Regions from separate parts of the Homo sapiens genome. Here region 2 is linked to region 1. The links are chromatin loops, found by intact Hi-C in ENCODE. Cell type or tissue: heart left ventricle. All regions are shown on one strand.

What was found. Hi-C counts contacts between places; a loop is a spot of excess contacts. Peaks named below come from ENCODE experiments on the same cell type or tissue, not always from the same donor. Only the 100,000 strongest peaks of a DNase experiment are listed, where the experiment ranks them.
Region 2: it touches region 1 in a loop (2.7-fold over the local background); 20 of 110 quality-filtered maps call a loop at or near these places.

What each region holds. Positions count from the first base shown.
Region 1 is chr14:102,039,242-102,047,241 of GRCh38, forward strand. It overlaps DYNC1H1 (dynein cytoplasmic 1 heavy chain 1), which reads left to right. Exons shown (of 78, transcript NM_001376.5): 60 at 1-13; 61 at 171-305; 62 at 397-491; 63 at 995-1,169; 64 at 1,357-1,432; 65 at 2,333-2,493; 66 at 2,772-2,883; 67 at 2,987-3,047; 68 at 3,143-3,266; 69 at 3,394-3,507; 70 at 4,634-4,804; 71 at 5,033-5,250; 72 at 5,354-5,457. Among named protein-coding and RNA genes, the nearest start is that of HSP90AA1, 44 kb to the right of the region's middle. In heart left ventricle, CTCF peaks have their summits at 4,516 and 7,350 (motif pointing right); DNase peaks (open chromatin) are centred at 5,461 and 7,290; H3K27ac peaks cover 1,568 bases.
Region 2 is chr14:101,969,028-101,977,027 of GRCh38, forward strand. DYNC1H1 (dynein cytoplasmic 1 heavy chain 1) reads left to right here. Exons shown (of 78, transcript NM_001376.5): 2 at 6,685-6,772. Among named protein-coding and RNA genes, the nearest start is that of DYNC1H1, 8.5 kb to the left of the region's middle. RefSeq lists an enhancer at 1,588-2,088. In heart left ventricle, no CTCF peak of the experiment used is centred here; a DNase peak (open chromatin) is centred at 3,544; H3K4me3 peaks cover 1,124 bases; H3K27ac peaks cover 2,562 bases.

The DNA.
Region 1 (8,000 bases):
GTCCCTCAAGCAGGTGGGTGCCTTGGCCATGCAGAGACTGGCGGGCCCCGCACAGTAGCTCCTTGGCCGCACAGAGGCTGGCGGGCCCTGCACAGTAGCTCCTTGGCCACGCAGAAGTTCAGCGGGGTGCCGAGGGAGCTGCCTCACCGCTGCCCACTGCTTCCTTTCAGATACACTTCTTGTACCAGTACTCCCTCCAGTTTTTCCTGGACATTTATCACAACGTCCTATACGAGAACCCGAACCTGAAGGGTGTCACCGACCACACACAGCGCCTGTCCATTATAACAAAGGACCTCTTCCAGGTAGAGTGAGGTCCTCAGCCGCTCCCTGGCGGGGGGGAAGCAGGGTGCTGCTTCTCTTATGGAACAACATCGTCTCCTGCTCTTGTCCCAGGTGGCGTTTAACCGAGTGGCTCGAGGCATGCTGCATCAGGACCACATTACCTTTGCCATGCTGCTGGCAAGAATCAAACTGAAGGGCACCGTGGGGTAAGAGCACTCACGCCCACAGGAGGATGCCATATTGCTGGTGGCCCCCAAGGGTTTCATGATCAGATACATGCTTTTATTATTTCTTTTATTTTCTCTTTTATTTTCTTTATTTTATTTTTTGAGACGGAGTCTCCCTTTGTTGCCTAGGCTGGAGTGCCGTGGTGTAATCTCACCTCACTGCAACCTCCACCTCCCAGGTTCAAGCAATTCTCCTGCTTCAGTCTCCGAAGTAGCTAGGACTATAGGCGCAGGCCACCACATCTGGCTAATTTTTTTTGTATTTTTAGTAGAGACGGGTTTTCTTCATGTTGGCAGCCCAGCCTGGTCTCAAACTCCTGACCTCAAGTGATCCGCCCACCTCGGCCTCCCAGAGTGCTGAGATTATAGGCCTGAGCCACTGTGCCCGGCCTGTTTTCTCTTTTCTTAAATCACAGCTGTTATCTTAGTGACAGTGGGAGTGAACGTGAGAGACCCTAGCTAACCTGTTGCACCCTTCGCAGGGAGCCCACCTACGATGCAGAATTCCAGCACTTCTTGAGAGGAAATGAGATTGTCCTGAGTGCTGGCTCCACCCCCAGGATCCAGGGCCTGACTGTGGAGCAGGCGGAGGCGGTGGTGAGGCTGAGCTGCCTTCCCGCGTTTAAGGACTTGATTGCAAAGGTTCAGGCAGACGAGGTGATTGTTCTCTTGAATGTTCCCAGTAGGTAAATGTTGGCCTTTTCCCAGGAAATGTAAGGAATTGCATGTGGTATAAAACCCAGAATGTTGTGTCTGCGCTCTCGCGTCAGACTCTCGCTCAGTCGTGGGTTCTGCCCCAGAGGCCAGCCCTGCTCCATGGGTGCTTCCACTATTGTCTCCACAGCAATTTGGCATCTGGCTGGACAGCAGCTCCCCGGAGCAGACTGTGCCCTACCTCTGGAGTGAAGAAACACCTGCAAGTAAGCCCCACTGTGGTTTTCTTTCTGGACCTGAATGTAAAGTTGGGTTTTGCTGCTTAAAGGGATGCTTTCAAAAAACACAAAGTTACTAGCCTGGGCAACATAGTAAGGCCCCATCTCTACAAAAAATAAAACCTTAGCCAGGCGTGGCGGTGCACACCTGTAGTCCCATCTACTCGGGAGGCTAAAGCAGGAAGGTCACTTGAGCCTGGGAGGTCGAGGTTGTGTGAGCTGTGATTGCACCACTGCACTCCAGCCTGGGCAGCAGACAGAGGCCTGTCTGTGAATGAATGGTCACTGATTCCCAAGATAAGTATTTCAATGTTAAAACTTTTTAAGGAAACCACTTAGGGAGATCGCTTCTAGGTAGGTGTTGGCTTAGAAGTAAATCAGAAATTTCCAATTCCTATTCATCTCATGCTTAAAGACCACAAGAGAACTAGATGGGGAACTCCTGCCTAATGCTAAGGAGTTAACTGGCTGTATTCATGCTGCAGACAGGAATGGAATGCCATCAGCCGTTTTTGAGTGTGTTAGGCCAGACCCTGGGCTAGCCAGGCTGAGAGGAAGTGTCAGACTGTGGAGGGCAGAGCGTGGAGCCCCCTTCCTGAGTACCTTCAGGTGTTCTCAGGAAGTGAGCAGGTATTAGTTTAGTAATCTAAAAATCAGCAAATGGCACCTTTGTCCTATGGATACATCCAGGTAGTAAGGTGTTCTCACAGGCGTGTCCAGAGGGCTCACGGAAGGCACAGCAGATGTGGCTGAATTTCCTGATTTGAGCTGATCCTGAAATGCTGAGCATTTGCTGAGTGGGTACTTTGGGAAGAACAGTCCAGGCAGGGGAGGGCGTCTCTGAGTCCATGCTTCCACCCAGCACCCACCCCTCTGTACCTGTTTCAGCACCCATTGGCCAGGCCATCCACCGCCTGCTCCTGATCCAGGCTTTCCGGCCCGATCGCCTGTTGGCCATGGCCCACATGTTTGTTTCAACAAACCTTGGGGAGTCTTTCATGTCCATCATGGAGCAGCCGCTCGACCTGACCCACATTGTGGGCACAGAGGTAATGTCCTGGTACAGCCCGGGCTTCCCACGAGACTCCATGCCCACCTCCCCAGCCACAGGTGGCAGCAGCCCTGGCATCTGCTCTCACTCCGGGCTACAGTCTCCTCCTAAGACCAGGAACTCGCTGCAGATTCTCAACTCCTGGCTGCATGGTGCCCACACCTCTGGGCCCAGAAAGAACATCTTCTCAGGCCCCTCACTCGGGGCTCTCCTTTCCCTTGACAGGTACACACTATTTGCTGGCACTGTAATAACTTCTGCCTTCTTTGTTTGCAGGTGAAGCCCAACACTCCTGTCTTAATGTGCTCTGTGCCTGGTTATGATGCCAGTGGACATGTCGAGGACCTTGCAGCCGAGCAGAACACGCAGATCACTTCAATTGCAATCGGTAAGGATGCTTGAGGGGCTTCATGGGCTGGAGCCCTGCAGGATTTGTGGTGGGCATTGATGTCCGAGGCTGCCGCTGCTAACACTAAGTTTCCCTGCACCAGGCTCTGCAGAAGGCTTTAACCAAGCAGATAAGGCAATAAACACCGCTGTAAAGTCGGGCAGGTAGGCCTGTTCTCTTTGGCTGAAGAAAGCCTTAGTCCCCAGGCATTCAGGCAGGCAGCCTGGCATGCTGTGTGACTCTCACTTTGTGTGTGCAGGTGGGTGATGCTGAAGAATGTGCATCTGGCCCCAGGGTGGCTGATGCAGCTGGAGAAGAAGTTGCATTCCCTGCAGCCGCATGCCTGCTTCCGACTCTTCCTCACCATGGAGATCAACCCCAAGGTGGGTGGTTGAAGGAGTGGAGACGTTGCAGGCTGGCCTGGCACTGTGCTGTCGGCACGTGTGTGGTGGAATTGAACAGGCGCCCTCATCCACACCCGAGCATAACTGGAACGGCGCTCTCCCTTAGGTGCCTGTGAATCTGCTCCGTGCGGGCCGCATCTTTGTGTTCGAGCCACCGCCAGGGGTGAAGGCCAACATGCTGAGGACGTTCAGCAGCATTCCCGTCTCACGGATATGCAAGGTAAGTACCTTGTCCTCCTGGTATGCTTTCCCCATAGAAGCTAAAGCCCAGTCCCATCACCAAATGCAGAAGTGGGTCCCTGGGCCCCCGGAAGTGCCGTGTGGTGAACTGCACAGCTGCTTTTGCTTTTCAGCTGTAGGTAAAATTTCCTTCCATGGCCGGGCACCGTGGCTCACACTGGTAATCCTAGCACTTTGGAAGGTCGAGGTGGGAGGATCACTTGAGCCCAGGAGTTCAAGACTGTCTGGGCAGGCCAGGAGTGGTGGCTCACGCCTGTAATCCCTGCACTTTGGGAGGCTGAGGTGGGCAGATCACTTGAGGTCAGGAGTTCAAGACCAGCATGGCCAACATGGTGAAACTCCGTCTCTACTAAAAATATAAAAAATTAGCCAGGCGTGGTGGCGTGCGCCTATAATCCCAGCTACTGGGGAGGCTGAGGCAGGAGAATCGCTTGAACCCAGGAGGCAGAGGTTGGCAGTGAGCTGAGATCACATCACTGCACTCCAGCCTGGGCGAAAGAGCAAGACCCCGTCTCAAAAAAAAAAAAAAAAAGACCTGTCTGGACAACATAGTGAGATCCTGTCTCTATATAAAATTTCCTTCCTTTGAGCAGGTTGAAAAGTAAAAGCCATGTTTGATTATGGGGTGTGATGAGGTCCCAGAGGAGCAGAGATGCCCACGGAGAAGCTGGGACTCAGAGTTGTGTCCCCAGGTGGCAGGCAATCTCCTCTCCCCCAGCACAGGCCCCCAAGACCAAACAGAGCCCTCCCAGGCGCCAAGTGAAGACCGAAACTCTTGGGCGAGAGGAGGGGGATTGTGGCAGGGGTTTCGTTCTGTCAATTCTGTTCTATTTTGTGCCACATTCACGTTTTCTGACATTCTTAGAAACTCTGTCTTCTCTAGATTTCTTACTGGCTGAATAAATTCTGATGGTCTCATTGGATGACACGTCTATTAATAGAAAAGTTGGCATACTTTTCTCCTAGCAGCAGTACTCATGTGAATCTGCTGCCATCGTCAGGATGTGGAGAGCTCTTTGTAAAGCTTTGACTGACCTGGCATCTGCACTGTTCTTGGCGAAGTGCTGTTTTCTAATGACTCTGTGCTTGGTCACTTTCCTCACCAGTCTCCCAACGAGCGTGCCCGCTTGTACTTCCTGCTGGCCTGGTTTCATGCGATCATCCAAGAACGCTTACGATACGCACCACTGGGGTGGTCAAAGAAGTATGAATTTGGAGAGTCTGACCTGCGGTCAGCTTGCGATACGGTGGACACGTGGCTGGATGACACGGCCAAGGCAAGTGTGGGCCATGCCAGGACAGACAGTGGACGTGTATCTGGGAAGGATGCTGCAGGGCGTGGTGCTGAGAGGCCAGACTCTGCGTGGAAGAGCGAGCTGACCCCTCGTGACCGCCAAAGCCTAGCTGGCCATGGGGAGTGAGGAGGAAAGCTGTGCCCCTCGAAAGGAAGCCCCGGGCCTGCCCGCCTCTGACCACACACACGAACCCTGCTTTTCCTCCCCCAGGGCAGGCAGAACATCTCACCGGATAAGATCCCGTGGTCTGCACTAAAGACCTTAATGGCCCAGTCCATTTATGGCGGGCGCGTGGACAACGAGTTTGACCAGCGTCTGCTCAACACCTTCCTGGAGCGCCTGTTCACAACCAGGAGTTTCGACAGTGAGTTTAAGCTGGCATGCAAGGTCGACGGACATAAAGACATTCAAATGCCAGATGGCATCAGGTATGCTGCTGCCTGCTGGAATGGAGACAGTTGTGATGTCAGGGCGTCTGGTGTCACTCAGAGGTGACCCCTGACATCATTTCCAAATGCACTGGTTTTCTAGGCGAGAGGAGTTTGTGCAGTGGGTGGAGTTGCTCCCCGACACCCAGACGCCCTCCTGGCTGGGCCTGCCCAACAACGCCGAGAGAGTCCTCCTTACCACACAGGGTAGGCAACAAGGATCCTCCCCACACGCAGGGTGGGTGGCGAGGGTCCCCTCACGCGGGGTGGGTGGCGAGGGTCCCCACACGCAGGGTGAGTGTGCACTGCTGTCCCAGGGCCCTCCCTGGTTATGCTGGGTGTGGCTCTGTCAGCCTCGGCCTTCCTGCCAGTCTCCAGCTGCTCCTAGCTCCACTCCGAGGGGAGGCAGAGGAAAGAACTGGCTCTTCTCTGCAGCATCAACTCAGTTCTAGAGAAAAGGCTTGATATTTATGTAAATGAGCCTAGAAATAACATTTAGATGTTCATCTCATATTGAAAAGCAGTTACTGGCTGGGCACACTGGCTCACACCTATAATCCCAGCACTTTGGGAGGCCAAGGCGGGCAGATCACTCGAGGTTAGGATTTCCAGACCAGCCTGGTCAACATGGCAAAACCTCGTCTCTACTAAAAATACAAAAATTAGGTGAGCATGGTGGCAGGCACCTGTAATCCCAGCTACTCAGGAGGCTGAGGCAGGAGAATTATTTGAACCCGGGAGATGGAGGTTGCAGTGAGCCGAGATCACATCACTCTACTCTAGCCTGGGCAACAGAGTGAGACTCTGTCTCAAAAAAAAAAAAAAAAGCCGGGCGCAGTGGCTCACGCCTATAATCCCACTATAATCCCAGCACTTTGGGAGGCTGAGGTGGATGGATCACCTGAGGTCAGGAGTTCGAGACCAGCCTGGCCAACATGGTGAAATCCCATCTCTACAAAAAATACAAAAACTAGCCAGGTGTGGTGGTGGGTGCCTGTAATCCCAGCTACTCTGGAGGCTGAGGCAGGAGAATCTCTTGAACCCGGGAGGCAGAGGTTTCAGTGAGCTGAGAACGCGCCATTGCACTCCAGCTTGGGCAACAGAACAAGATTCTGTCTCAAAAAAGAAAAAAGAAAATCAGTTTCTTTTTTTTTTCTTCAAGAGTTGAAAAGTACCTGATATTAAGTGATTTTTTAAAACCATTCATCTTCCCTAGAATTTTTTAGCAGTCTTTGTTTCCTTTTCACTTACTTACAAGATGTTTTTTAAGACTTCAAGTGCTGTGAGCCAGAAGGGAGCTAAGAAATTCTCTAAGCCAGTGGCTCTCATAGTGTGGCTCCCAAACCAGCAGCAGCAGCAGCCTCCCCAGAACTTCTTAGAAATGCAGGTTCCCAGCCGGGCACGGTGGCTCAAGCCTGTAATCCCAGCACTTTGGGAGGCCGAGGTGGGCGGATCACAAGGTCAGGAGATGGAGACCATCCTGGCTAACACGGTGAAACCCCGTCTCTACTAAAAATACAAAAAAAATTAGCCGGGTGTGGTGGCGGGCACCTGTAGTCCCAGCTACTCAAGAGGCTGAGGCAGGAGAATGGCGTGAACCCGGGAGGGGGAGCTTGCAGTGAGCCGAGATGGCACCACTGCACTCCAGCCTGGGCGACAGAGCAAGACTTTGTCTCAAAAAAAAAAAAAAAGAAATGCGGGTTCCCAGGCCCTGCCCAGGCGCACTCTATCAGGACAGGGGATGGGCCCAGCAACTGGCCTTCACAAAGCCTCCAAGCACTACACGTGGGGTTGACAGCAGCTGATCAAATCTCAACTTTTTCTTATGGGAAAAAGTCACGAAAAGCTAAGAAGACAAGAAAAGCTAAGAAGACAAGGGCATTGCTGAAACTCACAGCTGGTTAACAGGACAGAATCAGGAGGGATAAGCCAGGCGAGCTGGGCGGGTCTGGAGGGAAAGCCAAAGCCAGGCGAGCTGGGCGGGTCTGGAGGGAAAGCCAGGCGAGCTGGGCGGGTCTGGAGGGAGAGCCAGGCGAGCTGGGCGGGTCTGGAGCACACTGCAGGCACCACAAGGCTCGGGGTAATCCCAGCCACATGGTGGCAGTCACAGGCCAAGGGACACTGTGGTGACCAGTTTTCTGAGTTAAGAGGGCAGGTGGCACCCCCTCCTGGAGCGCCTCTCGAGCACGCACTCATTCATGGTCGGGCTGAAAGCCGGCCGGGGCTTGGCCCAGGTCTCACAGTGAACCCAAACCCAGGGTCCTGAAGAGCCTTCCTTGAGTCTTTGGACTCGGGCTGCTGGTTCCGTTTTTTTTTTTTTGCTTTGAGACTGAGTCTTGCTCTGTCACTCAGACTGGAGTGCAGTGGTGCAATCAGAGCTCACTGCAGCCTCAGCTTTCTGGGCTCAAGCGATCCCCCCACCTCAGCCTTCCAAGTAGCTGGGACCACAGGTGCCACCACCACACCTGCCTTTCTAATTTTTTGTAGAGATGAGGGTCTCACTATGTTGCCCAGGCTAGTCTTGAACCCCTGAGCTCTAGAGATGCTCCCGCTTCCGCCTCCCACAGTGCTGGGACTGTGGGCGTGAGCCACTGTGGCTGTCTTGCTGGTGCTGGGACTGTGGGCGTGAGCCACTGTGGCTGTCTTGCTGGGTCAGTTTTAACAGTCATGTTCTCGACCTGGTAACAATTCTTATTCTGTATCTGTCTCCTTAGCTTTCTGGTCAGGCCATTGTCTGTGCTTTAAAAACA
Region 2 (8,000 bases), 70 kb before region 1:
TTTTTTTTGAGACAGAGTCTCGCCCTGTCTCCCAGGCTGGAGTGCAGTGGCACGATCTCAGCTCACTGAAAGCTCCGCCTCCCGGGTTCACGCCATTCTCCTGCCTGAGCCTCCCAAGTAGCTGGGACTACAGGCGCCTGCCACCACACCTGGTTAATTTTTTTTTTTTTTTTTAGTAGAGACGGGGTTTCACCGTGTTAGCCAGGATGATCTCGATCTCCTGACCTCGTGATCCACCCGCCTTGGCCTCCCAAAGTGCTGCGATTACAGGCGTGAGCCACCGTGCCTGGCCAAGACCTTCTTTCTAAAGCAGCTTTATAGTGAAACATTTTATTTAGAAATCTGGACCTTCTTTCTTCAGTTTACTGTAATCCACATTCACTGAGTAGAATTTGTATTGATCCCTGTGACCTAGTTTCTTCTAGGGCACCCAGTTATTCTTTCTGTCCCTAGTAAAATCTGGATTGAACTGTGCCAGATGCAGGCCGTACAGTGTTGCTCCAGTACCTCCAGCTCCAGCAGACACAAAGAGGGAGATCAGACTCAGATGCTTCTTGGCCTGACGGAAGATCTGGCAGCGCGTGTTTGTACCAGGGGCCTCCAGTTCAAAAGGAGAAAACAAACCTAGCTACCAGGCTCTGCACTCAGTGGTATCCGCACTTCAGCGAGGCTGTTAACTGCCCCATGCTGTCACACTGTGGGACACACCATCTGCAGCAAGATAAATTTGAATGTGCAGTGTAGCATAGTAAACGAAATTTATGTACAGCAAAGGGAAAACAGTTATCACTTCTTTTTAAAAACTAAACATGGATGAAAATTGCGTGTCAGCATCGGAGCATGTCAGATTGGGAGCAGCAAGAGAGATTTAGCCCAGCCCTCATCTTTCATGAATGAGGAAACCAAAACCCTAGGATTTTAAGACCCAGTTGGGAAAAGGATGTTCTAAGGAGGGTTCTGAAACCTAAAAACTCATCTCTGCAGTGCCTTGGTATCTGTTATTTATTTTGAGTTAGTAGTAACTTGAAAAGTACCAAGTCTTAAGTTCCTTTAGTGTTAATAACTTAGTAGATTTTTAAAAATTCTTTCTCTTTTCTTTTCGGGAAATACCAAAATGAGCTCCAGTTTACGTTAAATATAAGTATTATATGGGGTTTCATGCTCTCTTCATATTCCTAATGATGTTACAATGGAAATCTTCAGGTGGAGGAGAATACTCCGACTTTCTCACCGTGTTCTGAGCCTTGTACCAGAGCAGGGAGTGGTTGTGGGAAAGAAGTCATGGCCCCTCAGGAGGATGAAAGGGTGGACATGCAGGTGACAAGAGAAAGCGCCAGAGACAAGAAAGGGGAAAACTAAAGCGGGAAAAAAAGGGAGGCCGTGTATAATAGTGATTGACCACCAGAATAATAATAATGTGGTATTAGTATGTTTGGTTTGTTGTTGTTTTTTTTTTTTTTTTTTTTTTTTTTTGAGATGGCGTCTTGCTCTGTCACCCAGGCTGGAGTGCAGTGGCACGATCTCCGCTCACTGCAACCCCCGCCTCCTGGGTTCAAGTGATTCTCCTGTCTCAGCCTCCTAAGTAGCTGGGATTACAGGCATGTGCCACCACGTCTAGCTAATTTTTGTATTTTTAGTAGAGATGGGGTTTCACCATGTTGGCCAGGCTGGTCTCAAACTCCTGACCTCAGGTGATCCGCCCGCCTCAGCCTCCCAAAGTGCTGGGACTGCAGGCGTGAGCCACTGTGCCCAGCCCATGTTTGGGATTTTAAAAGGGAAAGAAGACAAAAGATAAAGAGAACCCCAGGAACATTTAACACGTAATTTGGTAGTGTATGCGGGCCAAAGGAGATGAATGGCTTTGAGACCAGGAAGAGACTTGCTGTATGGCTGGGAGAAAGTTTGGAAGGAAGAGTACATGAGGGAATGAGCAAGGGTGCAGGAGTTGGGCAGCCTCACCTGGCACTTTACCAGTGTGCTTTGTCCCTTTTCCAACTGCCCGTTCACCAGACTTTGAGAGGGCATGCCCTGTCTACTCAGGAGAGGGCCGTATCATTCTTTTTTTTTTTTTTTTTTTTTTTTTTTTTTGAGGCAGGGTCTTGCTCTGTCGCCCAGGCTGGAGTGCAGCGCTGCAGTCTCAGCTCACTGCAGCCTCGGTCTCCTGGGCTCAAGAGATCCTCCCGCCACAGACATGCACCACCACGCTCTGCTAATTTTTGTATTTTTTGTAGAGATTGGGTTTCACCATCTTGCCCAGACTGGTCTCAAACTCCTGAGCTCGAGTGATCCACCCACCTTGGCCCCTCAAAGTACTGGGATTACAGGCATGAGCCACTGGGCCCAGTCGAGGGTGGTATAGTTTTTAAGGTAATTGAAATTGCATAGTTTTTGTATTCCATTAAACAAGCCATAATGCTGGCTGGGTGCAGTGGCTCACGCCTGTAATCCCAACACTTTGGGAGGCTGAGGCAGGCAGATCACTTGAGCTCAGGAGTTCAAGACCAGCCTGGGCAACATGGAGAAACCTTGTCTCTACAAAAATACAAAAGTTAGCCAGGCATGGTGATGCACAACTGTATCCCAGCTACTCAGGAGGCTGAGGTAGGAGAATCACTTGAGCCCAGAGAGGTCAAGGCTGCAATGAGCTGTGATTGCACCACTGCACTCCAGCCTGGGTGACAGAGTGAGATCCTGTCTCAAAAAAAATAAAACAGATGTAATGCTTACCTAATTCATAGTTTAATGATACAAATTACTAGTAGTTTGAAATACATTAAACTAGTCTTTGAATAAAAGTATACACACGTTAGTGCTAAATGCCATTTTGAACATCTCTAGAAATTCAATAAACTCTCAAAAGTTAACCAAGGAAGTGTTCACAAGTTGTTGTAATGTGTGTCAGTATAGCTTGCAGGGAAGGAACTCATGAAGCAGGCCCAGTACTTTGATTCTTTGAATGCATGGACATATAGTACAGTATTGGTCTGTTACATTTTAACAGTAACTTTGTATTAACTAGTAACTTTGCCAAGCATAAGGAAATGGATTCAAATTTTACTGAAAGTGGTATTACTTAATCAAACGTGCAGATTGTGTTTGTAGTAAGCTTATAAATATAACAGGGCTAATAGCCTCTTTGTTATTAAGAATTAATAATCAAGTGTCCTTCCTCCTCTGGACAACTATTTAAAAAAAAAAAAAAGAAAGAAAAGTAGAATGTCAGATTATTATTTGATGGCAGTTTTTGAAACAGTGTCCTAAATTGTGTGACTGTAAATGGGAGTCAGACATACTCAACTGTGTTTGATCCGTGTCTTTATAGGGAATATGCACAGAAAGACTAGTCCAAGATGTTTTCTGTGACTGGTTCGTAGTGACTTCCATAAGTTATTATCAAGAGAAGTTAGAATTTAGCAAAGCAGCAGGGAATATCTATTTGCATTATCGTTGTTTGAGGATTATGTCATTGGGTGTGCCTTCCTGAGCTGAAGCAGCATTCTACTGCATTGCAGTATTCCCAGGGCAGAGCTGGAGCGCTCACCACACAGCGGTGACTCATCTCTTGGAATGGCACCTAGTTCCCCTAACCCGGTTTGCATTAGGAAGTGTAGGCCACATGCTCATATGCTGTGTCCGGACTGCGCAATTTCTGTGTGATTTTATTTGTATCAATGATGACTCTTTATGGGGGGTAGAAATGATTCAGAGTTAACAAGCCATATTTTTAGTTGCGTCAGTGATTTCCTTTGATCATTATAGAATGTTAATTTTATTTTCTGTATATTGTTTCGGTGTTATTTTGATGGCATATTTTATATAAATGGTAGAACAATATGGAAAATTCAGAAAATTGAGGGAGAAAATCATCGCAGTACTTTGACAGCTGTTTCAGTTTGGAGATAGTTCTTTATTCTCTATGCTTACATTTTACAGGTTGTAATCGTGTGTGGCTGCTTTCAGGCAGTGTGATTTCTCTTGTGGTCTAGCTACATTTGAGTGGTTAGAAAAATTGGTTGCTTTCTTTAGTTTTTTTAATAGTCGTTTTAAAAAATAGCAAGTATCTGGCATACTAGAATGTTCTGCCGCCTACTCCTTCCTCTTCCTAAAATTATATCCAAATATACCCAAAACAATAATTTGGAAGAATTATTGTCTCTCGATAGATACACTAATTTTTTTTTTTTTTTTGAGATCAATCTCAGCTCACTGCAACCTCCACCTCCCAGGTTGAAGCAATTCTCTTACCCCAACCTCCCAAATAACTGAAATTACAGGTGCCAACCACCACACCCAGCTAATTTTTTTAATTTTTAGTAGGTATAGGGTTTCACCATGTTGGCCAGGCTGGTATTGAACTCCTGACTTGAAGTGATCTGCCCGCCTCGGCCTCCCAAAGTGCTGAGATTACAGGCATGAGCCACCGCGCCTGGCCAGATAGACTAATATTTTATACTCTTTAGTGTGAATTTTGTATTTGTCTCATCTTAAAACTAAGGAAGCAGGGGTTGGGCGCAATGACTCATGCCTGTAGTGCCAGGCCGAGGCATGAGGATCTCTTGAGCCCCAGGAGTTTGACACCAGCCTGAGCAACATAGAGAGACCCCATCTCTAAAAAATGTTTTAAAAATCCACTGAAGGTGGTGGCATGAGCGTGGGGTCCCAGCTCTTTGGGAGGCTGAGGCAGGAGGATCTCTTGAACCCAGAAGATCAAGACTACAGTGAGGTGTGATGAAGCCACTGCGTTCCAGCCTGGGCGGCAGAGCAAGACATTGTCTCTAAATAAATAAATTAATTAATTAAAATAAAATGCTTACAGAAGGAGCAAGATTTTTAAAACAATAGCTAAGGAAGCAAATAGCTTTTGCTCAGACCCTGTGTATCCAGGTTTCATAGTTTTTAGTGCTTAATGAAACCTTATAACCACCTAACTCAATATTCTACTGCCTGCTCCACCACCCATTTTACACCTTACAAATTTGAAGCCCAGAGAAAGAAAAATGACTTTCTCAAGGTCACATATCTTCTAAGCAATAGAACTTGAACTGTTGAAACTACTGCCCTTTCCTTTATTTATTTATTTATTTTTTTTGAGATGGAGTTTCACTCTTGTTGCCCAGGCTGGAGTGCAATGGCGTGATCTCAACTCACCACAACCTCCGCCTCCTGGGTTCAAGCGATTCGCCTGCCTCAGCTTCCCGAGTAGCTGGAATTACAGGCATGCGCCACCATGCCTGGCTAATTTTGTATTTTTAGCAGAGACGGGGTTTCTCCTTGTTTGTCAGGCTGGTCTCGAACTCTCTACCTCAGGTGATCCACCTGCCTTGGCCTCCCAAAGTGCTGGGATTGCAGGCATGCGCCATCACGCCCAGCCTTCCCTTTCTATTACATCATGACTTTTAAAAGGTGAACTATGTATAAAATAATCATGTTAAATTAATCCATAGATTGTAATTTTTGCCAACATATATTTCATACAGTACGTTATTGCAAAGATAATTTGACTAGAATGTTTAGGCATTGCATGGATTAGTACTAGATGTAGAGGTTTAGATTATTTTCTATTCTTATACTTTTTTTAGTTCTTCAATCTTGATTTTTAATTTAGAAATTTGGTTCACATGCTTCTTGAGGCTACCTTACTATTAATTTCCAGTAAGCTTTTTTAAACTTAAATTTTATTATTAAAAAATTGAGACATGGTTTCACCATGTTGCCCAGACTAGTCTCATACTCCTGAGCTGAAGTGGTCCACACCTCAGCCTCCCAAAGTGCTGGGATTACTGACGTAAGCCACCAGCCCGGCCTCCGTAAGCTTTTGAAAGTGACTACTGTGTGCATGTTGTATTGCGTGGAATCTAGCGTGGTCTCTGCCTTCCAAGAGCTCACAGCCGGGGAGGAAGATACATTCATAAGTCAAACCCAGAACAGACTCAGATAAGTGGTGTGGCGCAGCAGAGGGCAAGGCTAGACGAATGCTTCTCAGTGACCCTTGGGATGTTTCTTGATACTTTTCTTGATTGGGGTTTGTCTTGGGCCTGGCCTTGATGAAAACTGGCCATGCTACATTGTGGTGAGGAGCCTGGACTTCGGAATCACAAACTTCTGAATTCTCACATTGTTGCTTCCCACCCAAGTATCTGTGGGCAAGTTACTGATATTCTTTATGGAGAAAACAAGGATAATAATAGTCACACCAACCCCATAGGGTTAAATGTATGATAGCTGTAAAGTGCTTAGTAAAATGCCTATCACACAGGTGTTGCTGAGTGAACGGCTGAGCAGAATATTCTTGAGAGCAGGGGTGGAAAGTGACTTCTGTGTTTGAAGCACAATGAATGAGCTTCCTGGGATGGGATGCTGAGAACTTGGCCATAGCCAGCAGCGGCTAGCACTGCCCACCGCCAGGCCCTGTTCCAGTGCTTTCATGCACCAACTCAGTTATCCTTGCAGAAGCCCTGGCATGCTCACGCTACCCCACTTCACAGACAACCGCCTTGCCCAAAGTCACACAGCAAAGTCAGGAGTGAGGAAAAAAACGGATAGGAAGGGAAAAATAGTGCCAAGTCATGTAGGTGTCGATATGTCAGGCTGGGAGTAGGGAGAAAATAGTCATTGTCTAAGCAGTTGATAAATAAGAAATTGGAAATGTTGATATTAATTTGATATATTTATTATGATTTGTAGAGGACGTCGGTGATGAAGGAGAAGAAGAAAAAGAATTCATTTCCTATAACATCAACATAGACATTCATTATGGGGTTAAATCCAATAGGTGAGTAGTACAAATATTACCATTATCTCAGGTTATAAATTTGTGAGAATTAATATGAATCTTTTTTCTTTTCAAACTCAGAAATTCTTACTAAGAGAATTAATATAAATCTTTTTTTTTTTTTTGAGACGGAGTTTCGCTCTTGTTGCCCAGGCTGGAGTACAATGGCGCGATCTCGGCTCACTGCACCCTCTGCCTCCCGGGTTCAAGCAATTCTCCTGCCTCAGCCTTCCAGGTAGCTGGGATTGCAGACATGCACCGCCACGCCTGGCTAATTCTGTATTTTTAGTAGAGACAGGGTTTCTCCGTGTTGGTCAGGCTGGTCTCGAACTCCTGACCTCAGGAGATCCACCCGCCTCAGCCTCCCAAAGTGCTAGGATTACAGACGTGAGCCACCGTGCCCAGCCTAAAATTAATATCAATCTTAATTGACTCAGACAAACACATTAAGAAAACACTCAAGCCCGGCACGGTGGCTCACGCCTGTAATCCCAGCACTTTGGGAGGCTGAGGTGGGCAGATCACGTGAAGTTGGGAGTTTGAGACCACCCTGACCAACATGGAGAAACCCTGTCTCTACTAAAAATACAAAATTAGCCAGGCGTGGTGGTGCATGCCTGTAATCCCAGCTACTTGGGAGGCTGAGGCAGTTGAATAGCTTGAACCCGGGAGGCAGAGGTTGCAGTGAGCCGAGATTGTGCCATTGCACTCCAGCCTTGGCAACAAGAGCGAAACTCTGTCTCAAAAAAGAAAAAAAAAAAAGGAAAAGAAAACGCTCAAAAGATTTCTGGTCTTTAAATTCAGTGTCTTTGATTTCATGTCTTCAAATTAGGAAGTTTTCCAATTCAATATAAATTCTAAAATACTGTCCTTTTAGTTGCCATATCATGGCATCTATCTTCTGTTTGAGCTGTAATATATGTAACATGTCTGATGCTACTCTCAGGTTACAGTCAGCCCTCGATATCTGTGGTTCCACATCTGCAGATTCAACCAACCACAGATAGAAAATATTTGCGGGAAAAAAGCAATACATACAATACAAAAATAACAAAGAAAGCAAGTAAAAAACAGCCAGTATAACAACTATTTATGTATTGTTTATGTTGTGTTAGGGATTATAAGTAATCTGGAGATTATTTAAAGTATGCTGGAGGATGTGCATAGGTTATATGCAAATACTGTGCCATTTTATATAAGCAAGTTAACGTTTGCGGATTTTGGTGTT